Linked DNA regions of Mus musculus: region 1 is linked to region 2. A link is a loop called in an ENCODE intact Hi-C map of the cell type or tissue named here. Cell type or tissue: heart. All regions are shown on one strand.

Evidence for each region. Hi-C counts contacts between places; a loop is a spot of excess contacts. Peaks named below come from ENCODE experiments on the same cell type or tissue, not always from the same donor. Only the 100,000 strongest peaks of a DNase experiment are listed, where the experiment ranks them.
Region 1: it touches region 2 in a loop (2.0-fold over the local background); 1 of 42 quality-filtered maps calls a loop at or near these places.

Annotation. Positions count from the first base shown.
Region 1 is chr8:125,422,366-125,426,365 of GRCm38, forward strand. It overlaps Sipa1l2 (signal-induced proliferation-associated 1 like 2), which reads right to left. Exons shown (of 22, transcript NM_001357372.1): 20 at 214-337. Among named protein-coding and RNA genes, the nearest start is that of Gm30713, 38 kb to the left of the region's middle. In heart, no CTCF peak of the experiment used is centred here; a DNase peak (open chromatin) is centred at 1,806.
Region 2 is chr8:125,347,898-125,351,897 of GRCm38, forward strand. No RefSeq gene overlaps it. Among named protein-coding and RNA genes, the nearest start is that of Gm30713, 36 kb to the right of the region's middle. In heart, no CTCF peak of the experiment used is centred here; DNase peaks (open chromatin) are centred at 1,614, 1,934 and 3,924; H3K4me3 peaks cover 301 bases; H3K27ac peaks cover 4,000 bases.

The DNA of each region.
Region 1 (4,000 bases), 74 kb after region 2:
CCTACAGCACGTGTGGCCTGGCTGGCCAAGACTGGATGATGAGAGTCAGTGCCTGGTGCTTTTGTAGAAGTTAGGCAGCTGTCTATGCAGTATGATGGTCACACAGACAAGTGTTATCATTTCTAGTATCTGAGTTAGTCCCACTGCCAGACTCTCTCCAGCCTGGCCCAGGGTCTCTAAGCGTTGGGACAGTGGGAGGGAGGGTCTACATACCCAGGTGTATCCATGAACTCTTTGCCACTGGTGGGATCTACACACAAGGACAGCTCTGGGGCCCCTTCTAGTTCTTGTCCATGCTGGAGGTCGGTCAGGGTACAGAAGGAGGCTACCCTCTGGTCTGGAGATGAGGAACAGAAAGAAAGGAGGTTGGTGAGAGCCACCAGTTCACGTGATTTTGTAAAGACCAATTTACTGAATGGAATCTGCTGACCCTCCTTACCACAATGCCCTGTTTGAAACAAAATGGAGAAACAGAAACTCAGGCAAGCTGGTGGCAATGAAGAAGCATGAGGCTGGGTGCCCTCCACAGGGAGGGTATGGTGCATATACCACAGCTACAGAGCAAGTTGGCTTTCTTCTTTCCACACTCCGAGGAATCTAAAGCTCCTGGCTGTGTGTGGTTTAGCAAGCTGGATGACGTGGCTGGTGACAACCATGGAGATGGACCCTGCTGCAAGCTCCCATGAGCTCGAGAACATTCCCGAGACAGGACAGCCAGGGCACACGTCCCTGTGCACCCCCAACACAGTATGTGGACCACCATGCAGGCGTGCAGACGTATGGAATACAAAACAGGCTACAAAACAGCAAGAACGCGTGTCAATCACCTAGGTAGGAGGCGTGGTGACAGAGAAGCCCGAGTTCTTCATCTGAGTCAAGACCTGAAATAAGATTGAGAATTCTCCTGTGAACAGGAAGATCTCTCTGACCTTGAGGATCTCAGGGACCCTTCTAAGGCTTGAAATACGGGGTTGTGTGAGTACAGCATGCATAGAGTGCTGGCATATGTTTGAATAGGTGTGTGTTCTCTTGTCTCTGAATGTGTAAAGACACAGCCAGGTATTAAATAGTGTCACATACCACGGTGAGGTAACATTTCATGTGTCCTACTTAGAAGTCGGGTGGTAGTGTCTGACACAATGGATCAACCACAGATGCCATCATTTCAGACTGACAGGAATGATCCATGCTTTGAATTTAAGAACAGTGGTGGTGACAGCAGCCAGCTGGGGCCTCTCACTAGAAACTGCACGAAGCTCAGAGGTCCCAGCAATGCCAGCAGCAATAGCCACAAGCAAGTAAGACTCAGGACCTCCTACCACAGGCATTATGAACTTGGCATTCACTGTTTCCAGGAAGTTGGATTGGAAAGAAAAGGAAAAAGGAGCAGCCCAGCCGCTTGGGACTGAACTCTGACCCAGAACTCAGGCTGGCCAGCAACGCTGCACAGTAGGCAGAAAGCACCTTGTGGTTACAGAGCATCACCCTGCCCCTGGACTGAGTGCGTGCATGAATTTGCGGCTGGGAAAGGGGGGATGTGATCTGCCAGCGAGTACTGAGGAGGCCCTCCCTTCTCACAGGGACTGATTAACGGGGAGGAGCAGTACCCAGGCGCACTGGGAGCTCTGTCTCCTGCTGGCTGCTGTGCAGGCCTCTTAATGAGGTGACCTGCCTGTTCGGTTGATGTAGGGTCACATACTACCAGTTAATTAAAAAGGGTAGTGGTGCTGAGGCTGCCAGGAGCACATGATGGAAAGTCACTGCAGCCACACAGCGCTAAAGGCGCAGAAGCTCATGGTGCCCTGGGCCCATCCAGTGACTCGTCACATCAGGGTTTGCCAACTGCACAGCCCCCACCTAACACCTGCCACGGGCATGCAGGTCCTTTAACTGACCTACTCCGACACTCTGACACATGACAGAGATCCTGTACCCACTCAGCCCAACAGGGAGCTGCATTACCCATGTAGCACTTGATCCTCAGCTGCAGGCACATGGTGCAGTAACCTGCACCTTAATGAGCGATGTACTTGGACCATGACCACATCTCAGGCTTGCTCAGCATCTAAGGCACCAACTCTTAGAACCACACCAGTGCTCCTGACATTCTAACGATGAACGGGAGCCACGAACTCCAGGACCTGTGTGTACGTGCATGCTCATGTGTATGTAGGTGTGTGTGCAGACCAGAGGTCCACTCTGGCTACTACTATTCCTTAGGATGCTGTCAATCTTGTTTTTAAAACAGGGCCTCTCACTGGCCTGGACCACTCACTGACTGGGGTGAGCTAGCTGGCTGGAGAGACCCAAGGCTGAGAGCCGCTGCTCTCCTGGTACAGAGATCACCGTGCCTTGTGCGGCACTGATCAGAGTGACCATGGGTGATTTTTCACATAGGTCCTCACGTCTGTGCACCTAGCCCTTTACTGACTGAGCCCTCTCCCCAGCCCTTTACTGCTAGGACTTTTAAAGAGACCCCACTTTCCCTCCCTGCCTCAGTCTGACCCACAGCCAGAATCTTCTACTTGGCTTTGATCCTGTTCATGAGGCCACATCCTGATACACCTGGGTTTAAGTGAACACACTATTCATACATTATCAGAAATGCATGTGACACACTGCCTACAGGATACCGCAGCCCGGCCACACAGAGCACTGACGAGTGCCTGCGGCTCCCTATTATCATCACAGGGCTGATGAAAGTGCAAGCAGCACCTGGGGAGAGGGTCCCGAAGCTGGGCAGATCCCACAGGCAGCTTCTAAGGGAGCTGTGTTGCTCTTGAACCATTGGAAAGTGGAAGCATTATTAAGAAAATGACTCTATAGAAACACATCTCAAGCAGCAGACGATAAACTGGGCACCACATGGTGGACGGCTAAAGGATCTTGCCGTGTTAGGCAAATCTACAGTTCTGTTCAGGAACTCTGACAGGCAAAGGGCATTATCACATTCCATACCAAACAGAATGGGAAATAAACAACTCAAGCTTGAATGGGACCCAGCCAGGTCTTAAAGGACTGTCACAGCACAGGGGAGTCAGTGGCCCAGGTTGACAGCATTAGCACCCAGATCACCCTCTCCTAGACCAAGGAGATGGCTCCATTCTGACACTGTGCCTTTTGGGTTACAATCTGGTCACTTATCTACTGATTCATTCTAACTGCGCTATATTATTTTATATTGAATAACTGGCTATCATTCAGTTCTTAGGAGTGAAATTTCAGGTTTGGGGAGGGGTTGTGGTACATTTTTCTGGTCTGGGTATGAACTGTCACCGTGCTTGAATGAGAAGATGGGTTGCTTTATAATCCACAGAACGACGACACTGGCTTCCAGTGTTCTTTGTGGCTCCCTAGAGCAGCAGCAGCATTTCCCACTCTGAGCAGGCCAGCTTAGTTACTGGGTGTATTCTTCATCGTCTGCACAGTTAGTTACCGTGTGTCTTTTTCAGTGTGCCACACGCACACACACCAGCTGTTCAGCACAGAGGTGGCGTCTTCTGATGCTCATTTTCGCACTGGACACATCCTGGCTTTCACTACCACGTTCATTATAAGCCTTTCTCCACAGTTCACATGTCCCCTTTAAAACTTACTCTTTCAGGTTCATGAAATGTTTAATACTTATGGATGTTTTTACATGGCCATTTTATATTTCATGTTTTCTCATTATTCTGTAATTAAAGCTTCCAAATGGTGATATTGATTATTATTCACTTTTATAAAGTTGACTTTTCTAGTTTCTAAATCTAAATGGTGTATATAAATTGCATTCTCATTTAGTGTTAAATACATTCTGATGCTTATATTCTTTATTTTTTTCAAAAGGACTTATTCTATTTTTGAATCATTATTATGCTATTTTAATTATTATTGATTTATAATAGGTTTCTTGTTGAATACTGTTCATCTTTTTTTAAATGGGTGCAATTAAGTTCTTAGCATATCTTTAGATAGCTGTATTGAAACTGCACTTATCTCAAATTAATTCAAAAAGGAC
Region 2 (4,000 bases):
CAGGCTGGCCTCATAACAATCTGTCTTCCTTTGCCTCCCAAGTGCTGGGATTAAAGTCACACACCACCAGGCATGGCTAGCTTTAAAAAAATAATAATAATGATAATAATAATAAAACTAAATTTGCTCAGAGATCTTTCTTGAATCCTGTCTTCTTTCTGTCCTGCTTTTGGTACTTCCTTCCTTCTTAACGAAGTCCCCTCTTCCATCCTTCTCTTCCTTACATTGCTCTCCTTCCTCCTCCCCCAACCTCCTTTCTTTAACCATCCTGGCTACCCAAGATCCAGTGTCCAGGGTTTGCCTCAGCACCTGAGTTGCTCCTGTATCCCAGCGCTTCCGGTCTCCTACACCCAGCACTATTGTTGGCTGTGCCCCATCCTTCCCTCCAGGGTACGAAGATGCTTCCCATCCTCCGGTTGAACTCGAGTCAGACACCTGCTCACACACACTGTGAAGACCACTGGAGAACACCTTCCTTCGCCCTAGGCCCTGGTGGGAACAGGGCTCTGAGCTCCCATAATGCCCCGGGGGGGTGGGGGTAGGACAGGGCTCTGATCCCCCACAATGCCCTGGTGGGAACAAGGCTCTGTGCTCCCACAATGTCTTGTTGGGAGGAGGATATAGGGCTCTGAGCTCCCACAGTGCTGGGGGTGGGGGGTGGGGTGGGAGGGGAACGGGGCTGTGGGCTCTCACAAGGAGAAGATGCTTCAGTCCCATAGCTGCTTTTGGAGTCTGGCCACACCCTTAAGAGGTCAGCTGAGTTCTGCCCTAGCCCTGCTAGCCTCGCTAAGGCACGGGCAACCACCCCCACTCCCTCTGTTTATATGGATGTTGTGCGTTGGAGGAACGGGTGCTGTGCTACTTATGATTGAGGGACTTCCTTCTGCCTCCGTCAGCTTTAGAGACACTTTTTTCTTTCTGGTCCACAGGCCTAGGGCTTGTGTTTGTTTCTGACTGTCTTATAAGTACTTTTCACGTTTAAAATGTTCAGTGAGGGTAGGAGCCGGAGAGGGGCCATAGTGAGAGCTCACTTCAACATCAGAGACCCAGTTGTCTTAGAACTTTTCAAGACTGACACATACTCTGGGACCATGGAAAGTTGGCTCATTCCTGCTCATGGGATTAGGATGAGGATGGGGGCCTCGGAAAGCAACTAGAGAGAGGAAGGAAGAACAGGACCATCCACGGGAGGTCACCAAGGCTACAGGCACTGAGGTGGAGCCTTCCCTTGTTCGGATTCTTATGTCCTGAGTGAGTTTTGCAGTGCTCCCTGGTAACCACCTCCTCGGGAGCACTTCATGCTGTAACATATGTGTATATGTAAGATCTGCAGAACATAGACCATTTCCTATGCGGTTGATAACATGGCTAATATCTCACTGTCTGTCTTCACTGTAAGATCAAATGCAAACGGGGAGGGGGGTGAGGGAAGGGCTTGGGTAAGGGGGAGGGGTGGGACACTTTTCTGTTCCCAGCAACAGTGTTGGAACTCCTACAGAATGTGAGCCTGCTCCTGAGGTTAACAACCTTGTCTCCTGGTTGCTGGGTCACGCGGTGTTTCCTCTTAACCAGAGTGCAAGTGTTTGGAGCTCATCATTCAAAGCAAAGTTAATCCCCGAGGACAGGAGCCTGGCTGAGAGCCCAGAGCCTGTTGATTGGAGCTCCGGAATGCTGGGTAGGAGGGCCAGTCTAGAGGGAGGAGCTGCTCATTCAGTGTGGTCTTCACACACTTCTGCATCTAGTTTTGATGACACCAGGTGAAGAACCCGAGAAGATAGAAGCTGGGAGTGGGGGTGGGGGGCAAGTCTCCCCTCTCCCCAAGGTGTGTCCACCTAGGACCTCAGAGGCCACTCCACTTGGAAAAAGGTTCTTTATAGATACTGTCAGTCAACACCAAGTCATGATGAGTTAAGCTGGACCCAAGCCAGAGGTCAGTGTCCTCATAAAGAAAGAGCACTCGGAGACAGAAGACTGGGAACAGGGGCAAGAGGCTGAGTGTCCATGGAGACAGCAGTTGCCCAGGAACAGCACAGGGCTGCTGGCCATCTCTGGGGGCTGAGAAATGAGGAGGAAGGGAACTGAGCCTGCTGGTGCTCTGAGGTGTGGCTGCTTTCTCTTCATAGAGAATTTCTTTCTGATTAGCGTGGTCACTTTGCTTCCTGCAAAGCTTCCTTGCTACTTTTCGATCTGCTCAAGGTTTTATTTCATTCTCAAACAAGAGGCCAACTACCTAGAAACACCCGGTACAAACTGACCAGGTGTCCTTTCAAAATGAAAAAAAAGAAAGAAAGAAAGAAAGAAAGAAAGAAAGAAAGACCTATCAATATTCCAAATTGAAGCACAATTTATACACACTAGATAACAGAAACATCCAAATCTTAAGTGAGGTTTTTGTTGTTATTGTTGTTGTTATTGTTATTGTTTTCTTTTTGTTTGTTTGTTTGTTTTCTGTTCTGGGCCTAGGACCCAGTGTGTCTACACCCACCTTCAGTAAACACTCCACCACTGAGCTACATCTTCAGACCTCTTTTTACTCCTTTTCAGAGAGAGAATCTCATTCGCTCACCCAGGTTTGCCTAGAGCTCACTATGTGGTGGATCCAAAATGGCACCTGACCTAACACTACTCCCTAAAATTCCCCAGCTCTCCAGCAAACCACTTTCTTCTGGTTCGTAAAGGTTTTACAGCCTTTCAAACATATTGCCACCATCTGGGGACCAAGTGTTCAAAGGCACAAGCCTTTAGGGGACACTTTACACTCAAAGCATAACACCTGTATATTTCTGTTCAAGTCAGAGCCTGTGTCCACCAGGGCTTACAGTGAAGGACACGAGACTAGCGCTCATCGTGGAAGCTGTGGAATGACAGGGAAATGTGTTCTCTATGACCACTGTCTGCTGCAGTGGAAAGAGGTTAGAGTGAAGACAGGTAGGGGAAGAGAGATACCTCAGGGAGAACCTGGCAGAGCATTTGTGCTCAGTGCTGTCTCTGTACCACTTTGAGGCCCAGCCTCATCCCACACAGGTGGAGGTCATTGCAGGACCTAATGTATCTAACACCTTGCCCTGCTTGCAGATCCTGCAAACAGAAAGGAGTTGGGACGGCCCTACCAGGCTTCTGGGAGATTCTAGCCTGGGTCCACTTCTGCATCTGCACTTTTAAGAAAACAAGGGTTGTTTTGTTTTGTTTTGTTTTGTTTTGTTTTGTTTTGTTTTTACTGCAGCTCAGTAACAACCAGGAGGTCTTGATCCTGCTTCTGCAATTTGCACTTGAGTTCTGTCTGTAAAATGGGATAATCTAACCTGTGAGCACTGGATACACCGCTGCCAGGACGCTCTGTGGTCAAAGGGGAGCCATGTGAGAAAGCATGAGACGAGATTAAGTTGTGTGACAGTTTCTACTCAGTCATTTTGGTGATGAGTCTAGCTGCAGATACCATCCAGGATTGTTGGCCAGCACAATAGGACAAAGCCTATGTCCTCCTGGGTTTGACAAAGTTGAATCCACAAAGCTGAACATCTGGGCACACAGTGGCTTGTGTCTGGGGGAAGGGTCTCTGTTGGCTTCTCATGGCTGTGTGCTGCTATGTCTGGCAGAGACAACCTGGTAGTCGTGTATGGCGAATACACTGGACGAAAGACAACCATGCAGAGAGCTGCTGTGGCAGCAGGGGAATGTCAGGAGGAGGCATGGCAGCGAGTGGCTTACTGCACTGTGTAAAGACGGAAATGAACCCAACACAAAAGGCAGGAAGAGACGCAGAGAAGAACACAGACAGAGAGACAGGGAACAAGGAAGAGAGACACATGAAGAGAGATCAAGAAACACACAGAGGCAGGTGGCAGGGGCAGGAAGTATTGTCACACTGGAAAACAACATCTACAGACAGTGGACAAAGATGACAGAGTTAGCCAGCAGTGACTGAGTCCAGCCTGTCACGTTTCAGATAAGGAAACCGAGGCTGGTGACTGAGCCTGATCTATTTATAGCTTGTGTCATA